Regions from separate parts of the Homo sapiens genome. Here all the other regions are linked to region 6. The links are chromatin loops, found by intact Hi-C in ENCODE. Cell type or tissue: CD4-positive, alpha-beta T cell. All regions are shown on one strand.

What was found. Peaks named below come from ENCODE experiments on the same cell type or tissue, not always from the same donor. Only the 100,000 strongest peaks of a DNase experiment are listed, where the experiment ranks them.
Region 1: a loop joins it to region 6, with 20 times the contacts of the local background. A loop is called at or near these places in 10 of 110 quality-filtered maps.
Region 2: it touches region 6 in a loop (3-fold over the local background); 6 of 110 quality-filtered maps call a loop at or near these places.
Region 3: it touches region 6 in a loop (3-fold over the local background); 2 of 110 quality-filtered maps call a loop at or near these places.
Region 4: it touches region 6 in a loop (3-fold over the local background); 5 of 110 quality-filtered maps call a loop at or near these places.
Region 5: a loop joins it to region 6, with 8 times the contacts of the local background. A loop is called at or near these places in 54 of 110 quality-filtered maps.

Annotation. Positions count from the first base shown.
Region 1 is chr3:38,998,518-39,002,517 of GRCh38, forward strand. The region is part of intron 2 of SCN11A (sodium voltage-gated channel alpha subunit 11); the gene reads right to left. Among named protein-coding and RNA genes, the nearest start is that of SCN11A, 51 kb to the right of the region's middle. In CD4-positive, alpha-beta T cell, CTCF peaks have their summits at 1,635 and 1,842; a DNase peak (open chromatin) is centred at 1,654.
Region 2 is chr3:39,028,631-39,032,630 of GRCh38, forward strand. SCN11A (sodium voltage-gated channel alpha subunit 11) reads right to left here. Exons shown (of 30, transcript NM_001349253.2): 2 at 3,750-3,873. Among named protein-coding and RNA genes, the nearest start is that of SCN11A, 21 kb to the right of the region's middle. In CD4-positive, alpha-beta T cell, CTCF peaks have their summits at 2,374 (motif pointing left) and 2,579; a DNase peak (open chromatin) is centred at 2,371; H3K27me3 peaks cover 286 bases.
Region 3 is chr3:39,175,821-39,179,820 of GRCh38, forward strand. It overlaps LOC105377035 (a long non-coding RNA gene), which reads left to right and starts at 1,929. Exons shown (of 2, transcript XR_940740.3): 1 at 1,929-2,108. In CD4-positive, alpha-beta T cell, no CTCF peak of the experiment used is centred here; a DNase peak (open chromatin) is centred at 2,211; H3K4me3 peaks cover 1,313 bases; H3K27ac peaks cover 1,918 bases.
Region 4 is chr3:39,286,639-39,290,638 of GRCh38, forward strand. It overlaps a transcript of CX3CR1 not described here and the pseudogene ADAD1P1. Among named protein-coding and RNA genes, the nearest start is that of CX3CR1, 8.6 kb to the left of the region's middle. In CD4-positive, alpha-beta T cell, CTCF peaks have their summits at 1,889 (motif pointing left) and 2,092; a DNase peak (open chromatin) is centred at 1,903.
Region 5 is chr3:38,653,726-38,657,725 of GRCh38, forward strand. No RefSeq gene overlaps it. Among named protein-coding and RNA genes, the nearest start is that of SCN5A, 6.0 kb to the left of the region's middle. In CD4-positive, alpha-beta T cell, a CTCF peak has its summit at 2,164 (motif pointing left); a DNase peak (open chromatin) is centred at 2,166; H3K27me3 peaks cover 466 bases.
Region 6 is chr3:38,494,162-38,498,161 of GRCh38, forward strand. It overlaps EXOG (exo/endonuclease G), which reads left to right and starts at 2,179. Exons shown (of 6, transcript NM_005107.4): 1 at 2,179-2,369; 2 at 3,468-3,617. The coding sequence starts at 2,207. RefSeq lists enhancers at 2,328-2,377, 2,438-2,507. In CD4-positive, alpha-beta T cell, CTCF peaks have their summits at 2,067 (motif pointing right) and 2,267; a DNase peak (open chromatin) is centred at 2,160; H3K4me3 peaks cover 1,313 bases; H3K27ac peaks cover 431 bases.

The sequences.
Region 1 (4,000 bases), 500 kb after region 6:
CAACTAGAAATACCATTTGACCCAGTCATCCATTACTGGGTATATACCCAAAGGATTATAAATCATACTGCTATAAAGACACATGCACACATATGTTTATTGCGACACTATTCACAATAGCAAAGACTTGGAACCAACCCAAATGTCCAACAATGATAGACTGGATTAAGAAAATGTGGCACATATACACCATGGAATACTATGCAGCCATAAAAACTGATGAGTTCATGTCCTTTGTAGGGACATGGATGAAGCTGGAAACCATCATTCTCAGCAAACTATCACAAGGACAAAAAACCAAACACCACATGTTCTCACTCATAGGTGGGAATTGAACAATGAGAACACATGGACACAGGAAGGGAAACATCACACACCGGGGCCTGTTGTGGGGTGGGGGGAGGGGGGAGGGATAGCATTAGGAGATATACCTAATGTTAAATGACGAGTTAATGGGTGCAGCACACCAGCATGGCACATGTATACATATGTAACTAACCTGCACGTTGTGCACATGTACCCTAAAACTTAAAGTATAATAATAATAATTTTAAAAAAGCCTATTTAAGGATAATTATTCCTGGGAAAAGTCTACTTAACATGAATCCACTTAAATGGGAAGCAACATTTTACAGCAAATAATGGAGGTAAGGGAGAGTGTGGATTGAAGCTTTAGCTTTAAAAGAACTAAAAATTATAATACTACATTTGTTTTCTTTTACATGTAACCACTTTTGATTATCATTGCAACTATAGACGAATTCTTAGGACAGGAAGTTGAATCAAGACTCATTTTGGTGTGCTTTTTTTCTAAAAAACAAAATTGTAAGGTGGCAAAATATGGCATCCATCATTTCTCATTTGACCTTCATATCAAGATTTTAAAGAAGGTAAATTTTGCAAAATAATCAAGGACTTCACTTTTCTCCAGGACCTCTCCTAACCCTTTGAATTTCTAATTATCCCCTTTTGAAGACTCTATTATGTCATCATCTTTGTTAATTTTCTCTTCTTCAATTGTAATCAAACTCTGCCAGACCCTCATTTCTTGGAGGCATTCTAATAATTATTCCATCAGTCCTCCTCCATTGCTTTCATTATCTTAGTGAAATCCTTCATGTTTGTGAGATTGGCAGTTTCACCTTGCAATTTGTCAGCATAATAATCACAGTAAAAACACCTGACAATAATAGTGGGTGGGAGTAGATGCCAGTGTTAAGCCAGAGGGAGGTGTGAGTGGAGACTAGCTTTATAAGGTTCTGTTAGTGAACATTTCGTGTTGGGATGACCTTTGCTTCCCAACTTATAATTATAGGTACTCCAATAGTAAATACTCTGAAAATGAGGTTCCCCTGCACTCAAAAACAGGAATTAGCATTGCAGGTTCTTGGTGAAAGTACTAATTGGAAGAAGTGTGATGATGGATATAGCACCTGGAAAGGTGATCAGCTGTAACCTATGCATGCTGGCTGAGGAACTGACCAATACCCCCTCAGGCTTGGCTCTCAGCTCCTGTAGGTTTGAGCCCTAAAATGTGGTCAACACCTGAAGCTAGAATACTGAAAAGATAAAGTAACACAAATATCTGCTTTGTAGCTACTGCCATCTAGTGACTTTAAACTTCATTTCCAATTTGATGTTTGTTAACATCATAACCAACTCTAGGGGGCAATACATTGCATGTAGTCTGTGACTTGGATGGCTTAGCTTAGCTTTGTAAGAGCTGACAAGACTTAAAATCCTTTCCCCCTGTTGGGAGTCTGTTCGGAAGTCTTTGATTTGTGTCTGGGTTGGTGTGGACTGGGTAGAGCTTGGTTTTACAAGTCCTCAAGGTATGCATGATGATTCACTCTTGGAATAAGGCTTGTTCTTTCATCTCCTGACTTTGCACATGTTCTTTACATTGTTGACCTACTCTCCAGCTTCTCTTCCACTCAATCAGCAAACTGTTCTTAAAAATCAAATTCAAATATACCCTCTAGAAGGGCGTTCTCAACTCCCCCCTCCCCAAACTTGTTCTTACTTTCTTCTGTGCTTTTAGATCAAGTTTTACTCAGTTCTGTTACATTTACCACATGCAACTTAATTATTTAATAGTCCTTTCTTCCTCTAAACTCAAGATTTTGGGGTGCAACTGTTACGGTTTGATCTTATTAGCATGTATTTCATTCACTACCTAGCACGTTGAAGATAATCACTGAACATTTATTAAATTAATTTTTTTAAATACCGTGATTGGCTGGGTGCAGTGGCTCACTCCTGTAATTTCAGCACTTTGGGAGGCCAAGGCGGGTGGATCACTTGAGGCCAGGAGTTTGAGACCAGCCTGAGTAACATGGCGAAACCTTGTCTCTACTGAAAATACAAAAAATAGCTGGGCATGGTGGTGTGCGCCTACAATCCCAGCTACTCAGGTGGCTGAGGCATGAGAATTGCTTGAACCTGGGAGGCAGAGGTTGCAGTGAGCCATGATCATGCTACTGCACTCCAGCCTGAGTGACAGAGCAAGACTCTGTCTCAAAAAACAAAAACAAAAACAAAATCCACGATTATGCCAAATGGTTCTTGGTTTCACCAAGGTTACATTAACCTCCTAAACTCATTTTTTTAGTGAGGTAAAATTCACCATTTTAACCATCTGAAAGTGTACAATTCAGTGGCTTTTGATATATTCACAATATTGTGCAACCATCACCACTTTATAATTCCAGAACATTTTCATCACCCCTCAAAAAAAACTCCATATCCGTTACAAAGCTGATCTCCATTCTCTCCAGTCCCCAGCCCTTGGCAATCACTAAACTACTTTCTGTCTCTATGAATCTGCCTACTCTGGGCAAATAAATACGATTATATAATATGTGGTCTTTTGGCTTCTTTCACTCAGCAAAATGTTTCTTTTCCAAGGTTTATGCATGTTGTAGCATGTATCAGTATGTCATTCCTTTTTATGGCCAAATAATATTCTATTGGATGTATATAACACATTTTGTTTATCCATTCATCAGTTGATGGACATTTGGATTGTTTCTACTTCTACATCTATGTTTTCTTCTAAGAGTTTTATAGTTTTACTTCTTACTTTTACGTCTTTCATCCATTTTGAATTAATTTTTGTGTATGGCGTGAAGTAGGGGCCCAACTTTATTCTTTTCTATGTAGCTATCTAGTTGTTACCAGCAGCATTTGTTTAAAACAAACAAACAAACAAACAAACAAACAAAACACTATTATTGGCCGGGCGCAGTGGCTCACGCCTGTAATCCCAGCACTTTGGGAGGCCAAGGTGGGCGGATCACGAGGTCAGGAGGTCGAGACCATCCTGGCTAACACGGTGAAACCCCGTCTCTACTAAAAAAAATACAAAAAATTAGCTGGGCGTGGTGGCGGGCGCCTGTAGTCCCAGCTACTCAGGAGGCTGAGGCAGGAGAATGGCGTGAACCCGGGAGGCAGAGCTTGCAGTGAGCCTAGATGACGCCACTGCACTTCAGCCTGGGCGACAGAGTGAGACTCCGTCTCAAAAAAAAAACAAAAAAAAACTATTATTATTTCCCCATTGAATAGTCTTGGCACACTTGTCAGAAATCAATTGACCATAGATGTATGAGTTTATTTGTGGACTCTCAATTCTATTCCATTCAGCTATACATCTATCTTTATGCCAGTACCAAACTGTTTGATTACTGTAGTTTATAATAACTTTTGAAATTTGGCCAGTGATTCCTAACCTGAAAAGTTCAAACAAGTCCAAATGAGAAACAAATATTGTGATTTATTTTGTCTATAATATGACCCACAACCAGTGCTTTAATAAATTCTCCTTACATGAGCTTTGTGCAAATGGACTATGTTTGTGAAGTAAAAAGAGCTGAGTTTCACCATCTTGAATGATTTATACAAGCAAAAGGCCAAAGGCAAAAAGGAACAGGAAAACATACACAGTCCAGGAATTTGCTGGCTTCTAAGAAGGGATTTGTATTTCTACAAGTTTTGTAACTGA
Region 2 (4,000 bases), 530 kb after region 6:
AGTGCAAGGGCATGATGACAGCTTCTGGCAAGAGCTTTGTACTGCATCATAACTTGGCAAATGGCATCACATGGCAAGAGAGCAAGAGTGTGCAAAAAAGACAAAACATGAGGGGTGGCCTTGTGTTATAACAATCTGCTCTCATGGTAACTAATCCAGTCCCGTTGGAGCAAGAACTCCCCATCGAGAACTAACCCAGTCCCATGAGAGCAGCATTAATGTCTTCATGAAGGCAAAGCCCTCATGACCCAAACACTTCATAAAGTTCCCACGACTTTTCAACATCATTACATTGGGAATCAAATTGCAACATGAGTTTTATAGGGGACAAGTCATATTCAAGCCATTAGTAACTGCCTATGCGTGGCAGTATCAGTAACTGTCTGGATGCATCTTTATGGATGTATCAACAATTCATTTAATCTGTCATGGTCATTTACTTCAATAATGCTTTAATAAATATCCCTTTACCTGTGTTTTTAAGTCAACTGTTAATATACCGGTAGGTAAATTTCTAGAAAAAGAGCTAAGTCACTCTCTGAAGGGGTTATACCAATTTACCCTCCCAATCTAAGTGTAAAAAAAGATGGTTTTTCCACATCCTCTGAACACAGTACCTTATTAAACTTTTAAACCTTTTCCAATGTAATAGGTAAAAAATTATATCTATATAAATATGTATTTTCTTGATTATAAATGAAGTTAAATATATTTTTATGCAATTTAAAACCACTTATTTTCTTTTACTATGAGATGCCTGTACATATCTTTTGCCCATTTTTTCCTATTGTGCTTTTGGTATTTTTCATATTAACTTGTAAACACTTCTTGTATTATTAGGGAAATTGGCTCACTGTCATGTGTGTTCCAAACAGATTTTCCCATAGTGGGAAAGGACATAGTGGGCAGGGGAACCCATGAAGAGATGGTTCAAGGCAAACGTAGTACAACTCAGGGCATTTAGAATGTAGCTACATTTGGAACAGCATCTCTCACATCTTCTCCTGTCTTCCAGATGTTACTGAGTTGTTACCTTCTCATTCATAGCAGTTCAGCAATGAAGATTTAATTGAAATGTAAGAAAAAGGGTCCATTGGACAGTCACCATGGCAACTGCCCCTCCCACAATATTTACCATTCAAAGGCTTCTGCAGGCATTCATGTACAACCAATTAGCAAAGAAAGATTCCAGATTCACAACCCTAATTTTGAATGCAGTTTGAAGGTGCTTAGAGACATAAAGAATGCCTGTGCTTTCTATAGGGAGATTACTAGGAAAAGAATTGTCTTCAGTTCCAGCTTCTGTGGCAAGATGATTTGTTCAGACATTAGAGTATATTTTGTTTTTAGTGTAATTTTTCTTCCATTTCCACCATCTGCTGAGGGTTGCCAGCCCACAGTGCTTGCTGGTCTCAAGAGTGGTTTATATTCCTGGGCATAAGGCAGAAACTGCTTAAAGATCATCTCTAGTCTTGCCCTTAGTGAAAGCTCAAGCTCACTGAAGAGTTTTAAACTATAAATCTAAGTGGGGAGGGGCATGGCGAGGAGAAGCCAATTCTCTTTGGAGGCAAGAGGAGGAGTGAGCGAAAGCAGGAGATGCTCTGCAAAGAGGGCAGACCTGTAACCACTGCTGAAAACATCTAGGTTGGTGACAGAACCTGGTCGTGATGGCTGGAGCTCTTCAGGAAGTGCAGCCCTAGGCACTGGGATTCCCGGTCCTAACAAAAAATCCCAGTCTCAACGGCAGAAAAGACCAGTGGCTCGCCCACTTCCACAGGACCATATTTCTGACACCCTAAGGCATCTCAGCCCTAACCACTATGGCCTGAGGATTGTTGGTGCTTCCAGGCATATAACCCCTGGGATACATGAGTGACTTTATGGTATATTAGAGTGTCAGAAGAATCTTAACAGTAACTGAAGTTACGTTTTCTATCATTTTAGCTGGCCAAGAGCTTGAAATTATTTTTATTTTTAATAATGCGACATCCAATTTGACACATCAGTTTGTGGATTAAAATTTACATCCAGCGCACGTTTTTAGACTAGTATTGTTAAGAAGCCTCAGCCAGTTCAGCTCCTAACAAAAATCCTACCACACACACACACAAAGCACATTTGTGACATGGTTTTTATATTGTTTTTATTTTGCCCACTTAGTACTTTACAAACACATTTTGCTTTATTTCTTTTAATGTATTTTCATGATCAATTATAGAACTTTTATGGGAGAAAATAGGTTTCCTGAAAAGATACTTTGGTTATGACTTTTCATCAGTAGGGATTAAGTGTTAAGTATTTTGAAGTCTGACTTGTCATATTCGCCAGTTAGTTCAAATCAAGGATGGCCTGGATGGTTCTCTACTGCCCTCCAGTGGGAAAGCTAGATGGAGGTCAAAGCATTTTTGAAATGGAAAATGGACTGGTTTATGTGTCTCTAATATTGGGACGTAAAATATATAGACAGAAGGAGATAAAAGAACTGAAGGATGTTTTCTTCTCAGTGTGTTCAGAAATAAGTGAACTGTTGAACAATGAACCATTCAGCACCATGACTTCTTACAACTTCAAAAGGATATTGTAAATACTGTATTTAAAACCGAGGTCTTGGCCAGGCACGGTGGCTCTCGCTTGCCTATAATCCCAACACTTTGGCGGGCCAAAGCAGGAGGATCACTTGAGGTCAGAAGTTGGAGACCAGCCTGGCCAACACGGTGAAACCCCATCTCTACTAAAAATACAAAAATTAGCTGGGTGTGGTGGCATGTGACTATAATCCCAGTTACTTGGGAGGCTGAGGCAGGAGAATAGCTTGAACCTGGGAGGTGGAGGTTGCAATGAGCCAAGATTGCACCAGTGCACTCCAGCCTGGGTGACAGAGTGAGATTCTGTCAAACAAAAAACAAACAAACAAAAAAAAAACAAACAAAGAAGGAAGGAAAAAGAAAAAGAAAGATAAAATGGAGGTCTTTCTGCCAGGACAAAAATAGTACACAACTTTGAACTTAAACATTTTAAGCATTCTGAGTCTCTATGTATACTTATATAATCTTGCTTTACTTCTGTATAATTATTTAATTATGATCTTCTAGTCTATTATATATCATAACACCCTTATTTCTTCAAAGAAGACTATTAAAGGGCTATGAAGAAATTATGCGGCTTCTTAGTTTCTCCGTGAATCTGATTAATATCCGTGATAGGCTTGCATTAAAAAGTTTATTTTGTTTACAGAAAAAGTTTGCCAAACCCTGCTAAGTCAGAATTCCCACCACATTTGCATCCTGCTTTAACCAACTGATAGATATATTTTACAGTGAAGGAAAAACTTAGAAAAAGTACATTTTACTAACATAAAAACAAACAAAAAAAAACCAAAAATGGTTATACAAAAGGAGTGGATTAATCTCTGAATACTGACTGATTCTTACGTGCTCATTTCCCCCTGTACTTCTAAATATACTTCTAGAACTGATGTGTTTAAAACAGATTGATGTCTGTGTCAGGAGCAGGGCAATAAAATAAACTCAGTTGCTCAAAAAATTAGTTTATTTAGCATTTCTGCATTATTTAAATGAGTCTTATTCTATTCTTTTAAAAATCTGTCTTTAAAATATCCAAATTAACATATTAATCACTAACAGACAGTGGTGGTTATAAATAAAGGCTCTAATTATGTTGCATTTTTAAATATATTTTCAAAATATATTAATTCCTCTTGAACAAACAAAAAATATGAAAACACTCACCGCTCCCCTCTGGTAAACAAGATGCCAACTCTAGGGTACGGTGGAAAGACATACTGGATACTTTCACTGTGTTCAGCAAATGGATTGAACATGGAGCCAAAAACATGCGAAGCACTGGGACAATCTGAAAACAACAACAACAACAAAAAAAACAAGCTTTATCATTTCACAAGACCTTTTCCAGGTTGTAAAAGCAAGAGAGGAGGCAAGAAAAACAGAAAATTTCAAACTGATTTGAAAATTTTTAAAAA
Region 3 (4,000 bases), 680 kb after region 6:
ACTCCTTCAGAACTATGGATGGTTAAGGCCCCACTGTTACTAGCCCTGGGGGCCTACACTGCCCTCCTGGTTTCTCTACATCCTGCTACTCTTTTCTAAAGGCTCCTTTTATTAAACCCTCCTCAAATTTCCCAATTCCAGGGTGCCAGCTGTCTCTCCCTAGGACCCTCTCTGCTACAAATTCCAAACAGCTCTCATGTTTCCATCACTCCTGAATTCCCAACCCATGTGAGTTCAGACTGATTCTTCACCCCGGTCCCCCAAAATCTTGCTCCTCCCACCAGCTTCCCTCTCCTGATGAAAGATAACTCCATGCTTATAGTTACACACTCCTCTTTCTCTCATACTTACATCTGGGGCTATCAGCAAATCCTATCAGCTCTACTATCAGAATGTACCCGGAAGCAGATCACTGCGTGACATCTCCTACCACCCTGGTCCAGCCCTGCTGTATCTCCCATGGTTGCAGCAGCCTCCTTCCTGGGCTCTCAGATTCTACCCTTGCCCCTCTGTAGTAGTCTCCACTCAGCAGCCAGAGGGATCCTTTAAAACCTAAGTCGAGTCATGTCACTTCTTTGTGCAAGACCCTCCAATGGCTATGAAAGCCAAAATCCTCACAAAAGCCTAGGAAGTCCTACCTGACCCTCCTCCTCCTCTCTTTCACTACTGTTCCTCCTACCACTGTGACCCTGCCCGCTCCTCTTCAGCTTTGCTGGCCTCCTGGCTGGTCTTTATGTCCAAGTAAAATCCTGGGCACAGGCTAGGCCCTACACCGGGCAGATAGGTGACATTCTCTCCCATCATTCTGGTCTCTGCTCCCAAGTCAACTTGTCCCAGAGGCCTTCCCTGACCACCCAATCTAACATAGCACAACCCTGACATTTTCTGTACCCCTTGCTCTGAGTGAGTCTCCTCCAAAGCACTTATCACCACTTGATGCATTTTATTGGTTTTCCCCCATCCCCATAAGCTGTTTTGTCCTCTGTTTTATTGCCAGTATCTGCAATGTGCCGTGCACTTTGTAGGTGCTCAAAACATGTCTGTTGAATGAATATATACCTTTAAGAAATGACCAGACCAGGTGTGGTGACTCACGCCTGTAATCCCAGCACTTTGGGAGGCTGAGGGGGGTGGATCTCTTGAGCCCAGGAGTTTAAGACCTGCTTGGGCAACATAGTGAGACCCCCATCTCTACAAAAAATTGAAAAATATTATCCAGCCATGGTGGCGTGCACCGGTGGTCCCAGCTACTTGGCAGGCTGAGGTGGGAGGATCACTTAAGTGAGCCATGACTGCACCACTGCACTGCAGCCCAGGAGACAGAATAAGACCCTGTCACACACATACACAAAAAAGACCGTAATGGGGAACACAGAGCTGGCTCATAAACAGCTGCCTCATTCTTTTTCACAGCACATAGTATTCCAGAGTACGGATGTACCATGGCATTTTTTAGACTAGTTTCCTATGATGGACATCTAGGTGGGTTCTAACCTTCAGTATTTCAAATGATGCTGCTGAAAACTCTCTTAAGCATTTATCCTTGTATTTCTCAGTAGGATAAGTTCCTAGATGTGCGATTGTTAGGTCAAAAGGTATGCTCATTTAAAATTCTGATCATATTTCCAAGTTGTTCTCCAAACTGGCAGACCCGGCCAGTTCTCTCTCCCTGACAACAGTGGATAAACACTGCTGTTTCCCCATCTGCTCCAACACCATGCAGTATCAGACTTTTTGATCTTGGTCAATAAGGATCGGTATTTCTGTGTTCAGTCGGCATTTCTCTAATATGGTAGTGAAGCCTAGTTTCCTTTGGAACTTTTCCAGGGGTCACACCGGCCAAGGCCTGATTGGAGACGCCTGGGACCCTGCCGATCTAGCGGGGGCGGGGGGGGGAGGGGGCGGAGGGGGGAGGGGGCGGGGCCCTTCCCGCCTCCCGCCTCCCGCCCCTGGCCGCGACAGCACCCACAACTCCGATCACTGCTCCTTCTTTTTCTGCGCTTTCCTTTCTCCCCCACAAGCTTCTGATTCTTGGAACCAGGCTCGGTGACCTCACGCGAGTGACTTCATATCCGGGACTTTCTGGGAATTCTCAGCAGCACTTTTTCGTAAGAAACGTAACTGGGGAGGCGCGGGGTGGGAAGGGGGTGGGAAGGGGGTGGTGGGCGGAGCTTTTGAGGAAGAAGAGAGAGAACAGCTCAGGGCCAGCTTCCTTTTTCCGATTAGGTCGGGTGGAGCTGGCAGGGCGGGCGGGCGAGCTGCAGCCAGCGAGACCCGAGTACCGCCCCCTTGGCCCGCAGCAGGGCACCCCCGTGCCTGCCTTCCGGGACGCAGGTGGGGGTTGGGGACACGGACCTCAGTCCTCATAGCTCCTGATTTGGGACCAGGGAGTGGTTCCTGAGGGTTCCCAGGCAAAGCCTCTGCTAGAGTTTTCTTCGGAAGTTAGCTGGGCATCTAACTAGGCAGCTCTGCCACAGGCTGGGGGGAAGGACAGCATAACCAAAACCAGAACCCCATTATGATTTTTGTGGGCCCTAAGTACCTTTGCCTTAATGGGCTCCTTTTCCATAAAAAAATATTTAAAAGTATATTTTACGACTGTGGTGGTATAAAGCCGAATATGTTAATGTTATATATTCAAACAATTTCTTCGGCCTGAAAGTTTGTTTTTCCCTTCTGATAGTAAAATGAGTTAAACATTTTCATGAGCTTCTAAAAGGATTGTGGACCCTAGGCAGTGTTGCCCCCTGTGCCGGATGGGTGAGTTGGCCCTGGGTAAAATCAGAGCGATGTGACACAGCCTGGAAAGAACATGAAAGGACCTAGAGGATAGAATTCTCCCCTCCTGGAGGAGGCCATAAACACAGGAACAGCTGCACAGGAAGGGCCTTGAATGACCTAAGAAGTGTGGATTTTAAGGCGACAGAGGTGGTGAGAAACTGCTGCAAGGCTGGATTGGAGGACTGATGGTTTGGGGGTGGCACTGGTGGTGGGGAGAGAAATGAGGAGGCTGTTGCTATGGTAGTCACATGTTGGAGCTCACAAATCAATGTGGAAATGAAGCAGGGGGCAAGGGGAAGACATACTTGGGAAGCCGAAGCCCACTGATATGAGGCAGTAATGCAGAGAGAAGCCTGGGCTATCTTCTCTGGCTTGGGTGAATGGCAGATGCTGCTACCCCTCTTGGAAAATAGGAAGACGGGAGGAGAACGTGTATGTGCACCAGGACTTTGGGAAGATCAAATGGAAGGTCTTTCACAAATAACAAAGCAAGGAGACTTCGAGTAACTTCACAGGCTTGTGGGCAGCTTCAGGGCCACCTCTTGCCCAGACCCTGCAAGTTGGGACACTTTCCTGCTCACTATGGCCTGGAGGACAAAACCACCTCACTTGGACATTTCCAGAATAAAGAATGGGGAAAAGCAGACTAGGTTTTCAATACCCTTTCAGTAGAAAACTGCCCCATAAACTCATTGGCTACCTACTTCTTAATCCCCAATAACTGTTTTTATGTGCGCATCCCCACCCCCATAATAGGCTTGACTCCCACCCTCCAATACAAACACTGGGCTTTCTCCAGAGCAGATCAGGCCAAAAGCAAGGGCTGGGACAGGAAATACACTTACAGGGAGAAGAGCTGGGTCTGAATGACTCCTTGAAAGATAATCCTTCATGTATTCACTCTAAAACACGAATCTAGCACTTACTATGTGTTCTGGTACCATTCTAGCACTGGGGATGCAATAAAAATCAAATAAGACGTGGTTCTTCATGGAGATGCTACTTCAGTGGGGGGAAGACTGACTGTGGAGATGTCACTTTCCAAAGATGTATGCATGTTCTAGAATTTTGCCTCTTCCCTACCAAAAGGTGATGTCCAATACCCCCTTCCTTTCAATCTGGGCAGACTTGTGACTCACTTGTAACCAACGGCATGTTGGTTACAGATGTGATTTTTCATGACTTCTGAGACTAGATCATAAGAGGTGATATAGCTTCT
Region 4 (4,000 bases), 790 kb after region 6:
CAGAGCGAGACTCCGTCTCAAAAAAAAAAAAAAAAAAAAAGACTATAATTGGACCACAAATGAAGTTGGGGGGTGGGATTCTGGGTCCAGTGTGAGCCAAATTAGCTCCTGATAAACTCTCTCAGTTGGACAAACTTGAATCAAGAATTTTAGACACCTCAGCTACACTTTTTCATCCTTTAGAGGATTAAGTAATCCTTTACCTGAACTGAAACTTGTTTCAAAAGTACAAGATGCAAACATAGCAAAGGCTGTGAAAGAAACATCTGACCATCTACTTTCTTAGCATTCAGAATATCTGAAATAAGCAGATATTTGGCTGCCGTTGTCAATGAAAACTTAAACAGTATGAAATTGTAGTTGTGGCTACAAGTGAATACAGGGAAGCCGGGCTGGAGAGTGTTGCACAGCCGTCAACCTGTGGTTATAGCAAGAAGCCCTTTCTTAGGTACTTTTGTCCATCTCTATTCTTTTATAACAACAACAAAATGGCTGTGCTAAGTAAAACAATCTGTATTTTATTCAGAGCCAGCTTCTAATCTCCTTGACTCTAAAACAAAATATCAATATTTATTTCTGCTTGATCTAGCTGCCAAAAGACTCTTGTCTATATAAATCACACTCACAGTTTTATCTATGTTTAAGGTAATGAAGACCTAATCTATATGTGGCTGTAGAAGGTATTTATTTTGCTGTTTACTGTCGTGCAGATGTAGTTGGTAGAGCAGGTGGTAGGTCCTCAAGTGACCGTTTGGCCAGGAGGGAGTGTTTGGTGTCCAGCAAGCAGTGCTGAGTCATTTCACTCGGTCAATACACTTGGTGATGGAACCTGCAGTAACATTTCAATTTAGAAAGAGCCAAATGGAGATGCCATGCTCACTCCAAAGTTTCTGACACTCTGCTTGGTAAACGGACTTCAGATTGTTTTAGTGCCTTCAGCACATTTATTTTCGACAAATTTGGAATATCCTTGAAACTGAATTGGGCACAAGGAGGTATATATTTCAATAATTTGAATGGGTCAAATGGAAGGTTCACGTATTCTCCTTTCAAAAGTGTTTTAGATCAATGATCAAGATTTTGTAAATCTACAATGTTGAGTTAATTTTACCCACATGCAAAAGAGGCTGAGAGGTATATTTCCTTGAAGCCAGTACATATTCTATAGCTTAAGTGTATGTCTGGGTCCCAGGAAGAAGCTGATGTTTGTTGAAATCACACATTCGGCAACATGGCTATAATTCCTGGATGGTGACATTTCACCAAAGGAAGCAACTTAGGATGTGAATTAAGCAACAGTTGTCATATTCAAAAGCTCACGTATGTGTGTGTGTGAGAGAGATGATTTAATGTGTGTGTGTGTGTGTGTGTGTGTTTTAAATAAGTGAAATCCATCTGTGATTCATATGTGAAAATGTGTCTGTCATTCTCTGGGAACCTAGCTTGGGTTGAATTATTTTTAAACCTCAGTATGTTGAGGCAGAAGTCCTAAAAGGCTCATTGCAGACTAAAACAAAAGTGCCTCTTTATTCCCAAATGAACCATCACTTGCCCCATATACTGCTTAATAGTTATTGGTAATTGCCGCTATTATGTGTCACACTTTTGTACACAAGCAATGCATCTCCAACCTGACCCTTGCTCACTCACTTGCCAGGTATTTAGAAAGCACATGTTGCCTGCCTACCTTCTGCTCAGGGCTGTTTGTTAAGGATACAAAGATGAATAGGGCAGGGTCTCTACCCTTTCCCTTAATGGTCTCGCTTTGGCTTCCACTCTTCCAGGTAGCTCAGGAAACTTAAGGTAATCTACAGTCATCAGATACAGGAGTGAGCTGCCTTGCCTCTATCCCCTGAGCTCTGTCTCCCCCTCCTGGTGTCTCTGGCTCTCACCAGCAACCCCCAGGTCCAGGAGCAGCAGGCGGAGCAGCCAATCAGCAGAGATGGCCCCACCTGGTGGGCAGCCCTTTGGCTTCAGAGCTCCCCTCTGGTTCATTGGTTTTACTCAAAACACTTGGCTTTGCTGACAGTCATCTGTGGTAGCTGCATTTCCCCAGAGGAAGTGGTGTGTGCAGGCAAATCTGGCAAGCCTTTGGGTTACAGTTTTGTGATGAGCCAGCCGGCCCACAATTACCTGGAATCCCACTCTCCTGGTTCAAATCCTGACCCTGCTACTCTCAAGCTGTGTGGCTTAGGGCGAGATATTTCTCTAAGCCTGAATTTCCTTATTGTTAAAATCAGGGCAGGCCGGGCACAGTGGCTCATGCCTGTAATCCCAGCACTTTGGGAGGTCGAGGCGGGCGGATCACCTGAGGTCAGGAGTTCGAGACCAGCCTGACCAACACATCTCTACTAAAAGTACAAAAATTAGCCAGGCATGGTGGCGTGCATCTGTAATCCCAGCTACTCAGGAGGCTGAGGCAGGAGAATCACTTGAACCCGGGAGGTGGAGGTTGCAGTGAGCTGAGATCGCACCACTGCACTCCAGCCTGGGCAATGAGTGAGACTCCATCTAAAAAAAAAAAAAATCAGGGTAAACTTATATGGCAAAGTCGGCATGAGGATTAATGGTGACATGTGTAAAGCACTTCATATGGTGCTCTGAGTAGGGTAATGAGGGTAATAGAAATCTGTGTTCCGGGGATACAAAGAAGGAGCAATCTCTTCCTAAGAGTCTTGGTGGATGCATTCACCTGGGCAGGATGTGCCAGGAGAGGGACCAAGTTGTACAAAGGGTCAAGAGGGTAGAAGAGCCTCACTCATTAGTGGAGCCTCTCAGAGTAGCCTCCTTCTGGGCTCTCTGGAGCTTTGCTGAAGCGCAGCTGTCCCTTCAGAACTCATTGCACTGTTTCTGGTCCTGGTTCCCTCTTACTCCACTTGCTTGGCAAAAATTTCTGAGTGACAACTCCCTTTTCTACTTGAAACTGGTGGGCAATCTTGTCCCTCTCCTCTCCTGAATGGCCTTTTAACTATTCTTAGAAAAAAATTAAAATCCAAGTATATGGACTGAATTATGTTTCCCCCAACTCCCATTCATATTTTGAAGCCCTAACCCACAATATGACTATATTTGGGGATGAGGCCTCTAAGGAGGTCATTAAGGTTAAGTGAGGTTATAAGAGTGGGACCCTAATCCAACAGGACTGGTGTCCTTATCAGAAGAGAGAGACACCAGGGATGTATGTGCACAGAGAAAGGAGGCGGCATCTGCAAGCCAAGGAGTGAGGCCTCAGGAGAAATCAAGCCTGCTGACACCTTGATCTTAGACTTCCAGCTTCCAGAACTGTGAGAAATAAATTTCTATTGTTTAAGCCACCCAGTCTGTGGTATTTTGTTATGAAAGCCCAAGGAGACTGACCCCCAAAGTTAATGTCAATTAATCAGGGTGAAATTATTTCTCATAGTTTGTGGGCTGAAGACCATGAGGAACATCTAGAGTTTAAAAGTTAGGTTTGTTTAGCTTACTGCGGCAAGGGAAGACACATGTCAAAGGAACCAGGGAGCATGTCCTTAATGGGGAGCTGGGGCTTGTGCTGGACACGTCTAAGGGAGGATTCAGGAAGCAGGGGCAGTTCTAGATCAGGCACTGTCAAAAAACAGGGGCAGTTCAGTGACTGAGTGTCTTAGTGGATTTTATCTGGGGGGATTGAAGTGGGCTAGAGTCATCATTGCTAAAGAAGCAGCAATCCCTCATGCCGATCAGAGGTGGGGATGTTTAGTTTTGTGGTTGTGGAGTGGTCTTCTTTGAGCCTTTTCCAAACATGGTCACAGTGTGTGGGAACATCACAGTCTGGCAGCTGACAGGCAAGTTTTCACTTTCTTTTTTCATATTAGGGAATCCCAAGTGGTACAATCTGCTAAATGTGAATGTAAAAGGAAAATAAAATCTCGGGACCTTCATTCACTATGCCAAAGGGAGAGATTAAGCTGGAAGCTGAGTCACAGAATAAACTGCCTTCCTTTTGTTCCTAAGAATATAGCTACAGATAAAAGGTCAGATA
Region 5 (4,000 bases), 160 kb after region 6:
AGGTGCAGGTTGGGGCTGAGAACAGGAGGCCTGGGGGAAAGGCCACACAAAAGCCAGCAGACCCAGAAACGCCTTGCCCAGCCCTCCCCAGCAGAGGCTGGTCCTGCCTCATGCAGATGGCTATCTGTGAGCTCTAGATGGAGGGCATCTGGCACAGTGGAGGCAGGCTTGAGGAGCCTTACTGAAAGTAAGAGGGTCTAGTGAGAACCCTGGTTTCCTCCTTCTGCTGGGCGCTGGAACTCTGACTCTTATGTGCACTTCCCACTAGGCAGGGGGCTGGGGAATTTCACATTGAGACACTGACCAGCCCAAGAGAAAACATCTCTGATACTGGGCACTGACATTACCATCTATACTGCCCACTTGTCAAGAAACTCTGCCTGCTCCGCATTCATCCCCACCCCTCTTTCTCCTTGCCTGCCTCTTCCATGAAGGCTGTAAGAGGCAAACAGTATTTGCCTTTCCAGTTTTTCCTATACCCAGTGGCGGCCATGTAACTTAATGAGGGCCAAGGGTCAGAAGCAAACTTCTGCTAGGGAAGGGCAGTTTCTGAGAGAGCATTTGTTTTCCTGGTAAAAGAGGACAAGAGCTGCTGGCTCTACTGTCTTCCTCTTCTTGATTCTCCCTGCCTTGAATGAGGACATAATGCTTGGCGCTTACAAAACCTCTCTCAGCCTTGAAGGTAAGGCTGGGAGATTTGCAGAAACATTGGCCTTGATGACAGTGAACCATAGAACTAATACCTTTGTACTTCTCTTTCATGCTCTTTTTTTTGAGACGAGTCTTGCTCTGTCGCCCAGGCTGGAGTGCAGTGGCGCGATCTCGGCTCACTGCAACCTCTGCCTCCCAGGTTCAAGCAATTCTCCTGCCTCAGTCTCCTGAGTAGCTGGGATTACAGGCACGTGCCACCATGCCCAGCTAATTTTTGGATTTTTAGTAAAGACAGGGTTTAGTGTGTTGGCCAGGCTGGTCTCTAACTCCTGACCTCGTGATCCAACTGCCTCAGCCTCCCAAAGTGCTGGGATTACAGGCGTGAGCCACCGCGCCTGGCCTTCTCTTTCACTCTTTGTTTAAACAAATAAGACAGGATTCTCTGCCACCCGCAGCCAGATTGTGTTGGGTGAGGAGGGGCCTGGTAGCTCAGTTACTCCAAATACAAACTATTTACTAGCTCTGGTGTTTTTAACCTCACTCTTCCTCCCCATTTTTGAAGGTACCCAATGCCTGGAGTCCTGAGAACTTTCCAGGGTTTTGAAGAGAGTGGCTATCCCTTGCTTTCTTTTGCCAGCTTTCCCTCTGCAGACACACTCTGCTCTGGCAGTTATGGCTCAAACTTGCAGGAAGTTGTCATCATATCCGCTGTTGGCCCCTCTTCTGTACATTTTGTCCTTTTACAATTATTTCACTGTCGGCTGGGGACTGTGGCTCATGCTTGTAATCCCAGCACTTTGGGAGGCCGAGGCGGGCGGATCACCTGAGGTCAGGAGTTCGAGACCAGCCTAGCCAATATGGTGAAACCCGTCTCTACTAAAAATACAAAAATTAGCCAGGTGTGGTGGTAGGTGCCTGGAATCCCAGCTACTCGGGAAGCTGAGGCAGGACAATCACTTGAATCTGGGAGGCAGAAGTTGCAGTGAGCCGAGATCGTGCCACTGCACTCCAGCCTGGGTGACAGAATGAGACTCTGTCTCAAAACAAACAAACAAAAAAAAATTATTTCACTGTCATTTTAGTGACGTTTCAATAGATGTCTTCCACTATATTTTGAAGAAAGTCCTCCATTTCAGTTTCTACCCCAGGTATTTTTAAGTAGTAATCAGATACTACCCTCATGGGTTGTGAGCATTCTTGCTTTATTTTGAAGGCATGAGCAGTTGAGACCCTCTATCTTAGAAGGGGCAGAGAAAAAAAATAAATGTATTCATGGTCAAGGCCATGATCTGCTGCCAAAGGGCTGGTGACCCAATCCTGCCTTTATACCTAGACAATGGACAGGGTAATGCTCTTAATTGAGGGACCATTCCCATGTGGGAAGCACCTGCTGTCTCTTACATGTACCCTCAGCCCAAGTCAGACACACATGCCCTCGCCTCTGCCAGTGGCCCCACTAGCTCAAATAATGCCTGCCTGCAAATCTGCAAATGAGGATGAGCCGCCCCTTCCTCAAGACACTTGACTGCCATCTGCTGGAAAGTTGAGAGAAAATAGAAATCTCTGATGAGTAGGAATGTGCATCGTACTCCAGGTTGTGTGAAGCATGACGGTGCATGGCATCGGCCCCTGCCTCCACCCGTCTCATCTCCTTGCTACAAAATGCAGTCCCTCACCCATCAGCTCTGGCCATTGTAGTGACTAGGGAGCAGGGCTTGGAGGGCCAGAAGCCTTGATAGGATTCTTCACTTATAGCCCATGTGACCTTGTATTAAACACATAACGCTTCTGGGTCTTACTTTACTCATATATAAAATGAGATAATTCTATACTTACCTAGCTGAGTTGTTAAGAGGAGCAAATGAAATAGTATGGGAAGATGTTTTAAAAATAAATATTTTACAGATTGAATTTGACAGTCATACTATCTAAAGCCTATTCATCCTTTGCTTTTGATTGGGCTCCCTAAAAACCCTAAAAACAGACTCTAAAATGGAGATTTGCACTCAGGAAGTTTCTTTGGAGTTCACTTGAAAATAATATTTGTAAGGATGTGAGGGAAGCAGGATTGGGCAGAGGAAGTTGAACTCTAATGTGGTTGCAACCAACGCCTCAGCCAAGCCTCCTGGAAGCTGGGATGACCAGGAGTTGGGGTGACCCCTTGGAGTTGTCCCAATTTTAGGCCAGAGAGGTATGAGCAAGCTTGTCTACCTCCACTTCAACCAGTCATTGGCAGTGGCCTGCTTCTGATGAGAGGCCATAACCTTGGGTGAGCAGCTCCCATGAGGCAAGGGCAATGTCCAGAGAGGGGCACATCTGAGAGCCATCAACAGCCACGCTCCTGGCAGCTGGAGGAACAACCTCCAGCTGGAGGAGGAGCTAGAGGGAGGAATTCCATCCTAAGAGGGGCTCTGGGCAACTCACTGCAGCATGCTCTCTTCCCTTGGTTGTACATGTGGAGTGAGGGGTGTTGTTGGTGCACGCAATATGGAAGCCATAAGAAAAAGAGCCAACCATTGATTCTATACATTATACAGCCTTCCCAGGTCTGAGCTTTGTAGGGTAAGAAGCACCAGACTGTTGTGGCCGGGGAGGGGGGGTCTCCTGGGCATTATCCCTTTCACTCAGCTGGCCTTTCTGGCAGCTGAATCTGCTCCAAGCATATTCTATTCAAAGCATATTCTCAAGTCCACATGGGGTGATCTGCTTCCCCATGTTCCATTGCATTCCACTGGGGACATGTGATCACCCTGAGTTCTGCCACCTTCATAAAGGTGCAATGGTTGTCCTGTGTTTTGTCATACTTCACATCAGTGCAGTGGTGTAGTTATGTAAGAGGGTCAGGGTGAGAGATTTAGAGGCTGCAGATCCAGAATCCTGGTGCCTGAATTCATCCCACAGATGTATTTTTGGGGGCAGGGAGAATGGTGTGCAGGTAAAGTGTGTCAAATAGTTTATAGCAATGTGAATATCTTTGTCTGAGACATGCACTCACCGGGTCCTTTTGATCCCCACCATTCCGTGTTGTGTTATGTTTATTAAATTACCTGCCTGGCTCTGCCGGCATTTGCGATTTTCTCTCTTGGATTAGGACCAAGCAGCACCAAGAGGACTGTGGAGCACCCAGTGTGGCCACAGGAACTAGGCTTAGAAGGAGGTGGGTAGGCTCTGGGCAGGCTGCATGCTGTAATGAGCAAGCAGGCAGGGACAGGAATGGGGCTGAGGGTGGAGGGGAGGGTGACGTTGGTTACAGAGGAGCTAGTGAGCTGTGTTCAGAGCTGGAGACTCTCACTGGATGGGAACTGTGGTTGGGCATTGGGTTTCCACCAGAGTTTTATTTTTATACATT
Region 6 (4,000 bases):
AAATTTGACACAGAAGTTGGTTTATAAAACCAGGCTTGTCTGAATGAGCAAGTAGAAGAGGGCCAAGGGACCATTTCACTTACCCTCCCATCCCTTCCTTTAAGTCTCAGGTATCCCTATGGAACACCTAGGAACCTTGATTAAAGTTTACAAATCACTGGCCCAATTCCAATTTTACAGGTGGGCAAACAGGCCCAGAGGGAGTTTTCCTACCCTGAGGCAGGCAACCCTTCCAGTTCTTGACCTCTTGGGACCAAAAGTGGGGTTACACTTGTTCAGAAGTAGAGGATCTGGATTAGGAAAAGCCATCTAATATTTATCTCTCTAGTATTTAGCACAGTGTCTGGCACTTACAAGGGCCTTAAGAAATACAGTACCTCAGTGATTGTGTATTTAGTAAATTCTGGGGAAAGCTGCTGAAGTAGCCTTGAAGCCTACAGATACCAGTGTTGTCTGGTTGTATTTGTTAGGATTCTTGGTTGCAGGTGACAGAAGCCATTAGACAAAAAAGGGGGTTTCACTGAAAGGATTCTGGGGGAAATGACTAGCCAAGACTTCAGAAAGGCAGGATGTATGTGGGCTTCAGGAGCCTGTGGGAGTTGGGGTCATAACATTGCAGGCCTCCACCTGTGTCCTGGTATTTCTTCCATTATTGCTCAGAGCAAGACCAGATGCATCTGCTCCTTTGACTTCTTAGCAGGAAACAAGGCTGTAGACAGTGCCAGAGCTTTTTTTTTTTTTTTTAGACAGAGTCTTGCTCTATTGCCCAGATTGGAGTGCAGTGGCACGATCTCAGCTCACTGCAACCTCCGTCTCCTGGGTTCAAGCAATTCTGCCTCAGCCTTTCGAGTAGCTGGGATTACAGGCACGCGCCACCACACCTGGTTGATTTTTGTATTGTTAGTAGAGACGGGGTTTCACCATGTTGGCCAGGCTGGTCTCAAATTCCTGACCTCAGGTGATCCTCCAGTCTTGGCCTCCCGAAGTGCTGGGATTGCAGGCATGAGCCACTGCGCCTGTGAGTTTTACGTCACAGCTTTGCTACCCAGAGAGACTACTAGATCGAAAATCCCTAGGAAGGACTCTGGTTGATGTAGCTTAACCAGTCAGGGTCCTTCAGAAGAGGTATTCCTGGCAAGGGGGTAGCCTCCCATTTGAGGCTGTCAAAATAATGTGCACACTTCAGTAGGTTGTTAGAAGTGGCCTCCTGGTCAGTGAATCATCAGTGGGATCAGATGAAAGTTATTCCTACCAGTTATCTAAGAAATAGGAAACTTGAAGTTTCTGCTAAGAACTAAGTCCACACGGAATGCTAGAGATCATGCTGCAAAATGAAGACTCATTTGTTTGTGAGTGGTAGTCCATGAAATCTATCCTTTCTTTGCCAGCAGGCGTTCAGCAATCTGGATTTTATATTCTATCAAGACAAAGAGTAGAGATGACTCAAACATTTCTAACATTTATAGAGCACTTAGTGACATGCCCCTGGTACTTCCCTAAACATTTTACATGTGTCATCTCCTTTAATCCTCACAAGAACGCTATGGTCTAAGTATTATTATTCCAATTTAAAAGAGAAGGTTGGGGACAGTGACACACACCTGGACTTACAGCACTTTGGGAGGCCGAGGCGGGAAGATTGCTTGAGGCCAGAAGTTGGATACCAGCCTGGGCAACATAAGGAGACCCCCTTCTTTACCGCTCCCCCACTCCCGCCAAAAATTTAGCCGGGCAATGTGGCACGTGCCTGTAGTCCCAGCTACTCAGGAGGCTGAGGCAGGAGGATCGCTTGAGCCCACGAGTTCGAGATCGCAGTAAGCTATGATCATTCCACTGTACTGCAGCCTGGGTAACAGAGACCCTGTCGCTAAATAAATAAATAGACCTGAGTTGGAATATCGGCTCTGGAGACCTTAGTGTAACCATGCGCAAGTGTTTACTCACCTATTAAATGAGACTAAAGGTATTTTCTTCTCATGACTATATATAGCATACCACTAAGCCCTCTAGACATCATATTCCCCATCCATCGCCCCGTCCAGTGGACCAGGGATGAAGCGGGGATGCGCTAGGCATCCCGGTTTGTCACCAGGGGGCGTGCGAGGCCCTCAGCTTGGCGGGCGGTGAGGCGTGGGGTGACGGGGGGATGGCGGGGGCCGGCATGCGCGCGCATGCGCCGTGGTAAAAGGCCGGTACCTCGGGCAAGATGGCTATCAAGAGTATCGCTTCCCGCCTCCGGGGTTCCCGTCGTTTTCTGAGCGGCTTCGTGGCTGGGGCTGTAGTGGGCGCTGCGGGAGCTGGGCTCGCGGCCCTGCAGTTCTTCCGGAGTCAGGGCGCTGAGGGAGCGTTGACAGGGAAGCAGCCGGATGGTAAGTCTGTGGGCCCGTCCTCCCTTCGCTGGCCCAGATTTCGGGCTCCGACTCCTACCTGGAGTGTGAATGGCAGTCCTTGACGGACAGCCTTCACCGTTTGCTGGGCCCCTAGCCTGGCCCTTGGTTTCTGACCTTTATTCTCCCGGCTCGGCCTCCCTTCCCCACCTCGCGTCTCGCCAGCTTCCCTCATGTCCTTCCTTCCCCCGGGCATCTTCGTTTTCTGCACAGAACCACCCCCGCCGCCCGACTTTCTTCCCCCCAGTTACTCATCGCGATATCTATGTTTTAATGTCTGTGTTCTCTACTAAGATTGTTAGCTCCATAAGACTTGAGACTATGTCTGTTTTGGTCTCCATCATCTAACCAGCACAGTACCTGGTACATAATTGGCATTCAGTAAGTATGAATGAAGGAATAAATTAATACATAATTTTAGTAGATGAGTTAACTGCCCTTCTTTCGTCATTGTTCAGTTGAAGAATACCTGCTATCCCTCCAAAGTGTATAAAAACTCATGTTGCAATGGGTACCTTATATTTGACAAAAAAAAAAAAAAAATTAACACGAGCTCATTTCTTGTACTTTGCGGATGTGCTAATTTAACTTGCTCCTTTGGATACTTGGCATCTAGCAAGAGAACTACCCCCTTGGGGGGTTGAGGATTTGAGAAGGCATCGGGGAGGATTATCTCGAAACTGACTCACTGCTGAATGTGTGCTTGGTTTCTCCCACTAGGAAAAACAGTACCAGTTTTACTGTCATCTTGCAACAGCACACATATCAGTGCTTCAGAGATGATTTGGAAATTTGATGTGAAAGACTAATAAGATCAAGTCTTTATTCAAAAGTTAATGCAGTAGCTGCATTTTATTCACTGATTATAGGCAAATCAGTACTTTGCCTACTGTCTGTTTTCTTCATCTCATAAGTAATTGCAAAAATGAGATTTTCTGGTTGATTAGACTTCTGAGCCAGTCCTTTGTAAATCACACCGCTCTCCTTTTCCTTATAATCTTTCATTATTAAGAGCCACTAATTGTGTGTGTGTGTTTTTTTTGTCTCTGCCCCCCCTTTTTTTTTTTTTTTCATTTTTAGGATCTGCAGAAAAGGCTGTCTTGGAACAATTTGGATTCCCTTTAACTGGAACAGAGGCAAGGTGTTACACTAATCACGCTTTGTCTTATGATCAGGCAAAGCGGGTGCCTAGATGGGTTCTTGAACATATTTCCAAAAGCAAGATAATGGGTAGGTGGTTGGATAAAAAAACTGAAGTAACAGTATTTATGAAAGATGTCTCCAAATTTAAAACAGGGATGATTATTAATATTCTCAACCTTTTTCATATCATAGCACATGTAGAAAATTATATTTATATAACTTACTGGTTAAATCAACCCTGCCTGGCAGCCAGAAAGCCAGACCCTTTCCAGCTGTCTCAGGGCTGAAAATACCCATATCTTGACACACTAGTTGGGAGGCTCTGTCATAAATATTACAGCAATGAGCACCATTCAGTTTTACCTTAACAAATATTTATGTGCCTGCTATGTGTCTGGCACTGTGGTAACCCTTGGGGACCTATGTGTGACCAGAGTAGAGGATCTCTACCCCAGTGACACTTTGAGTTG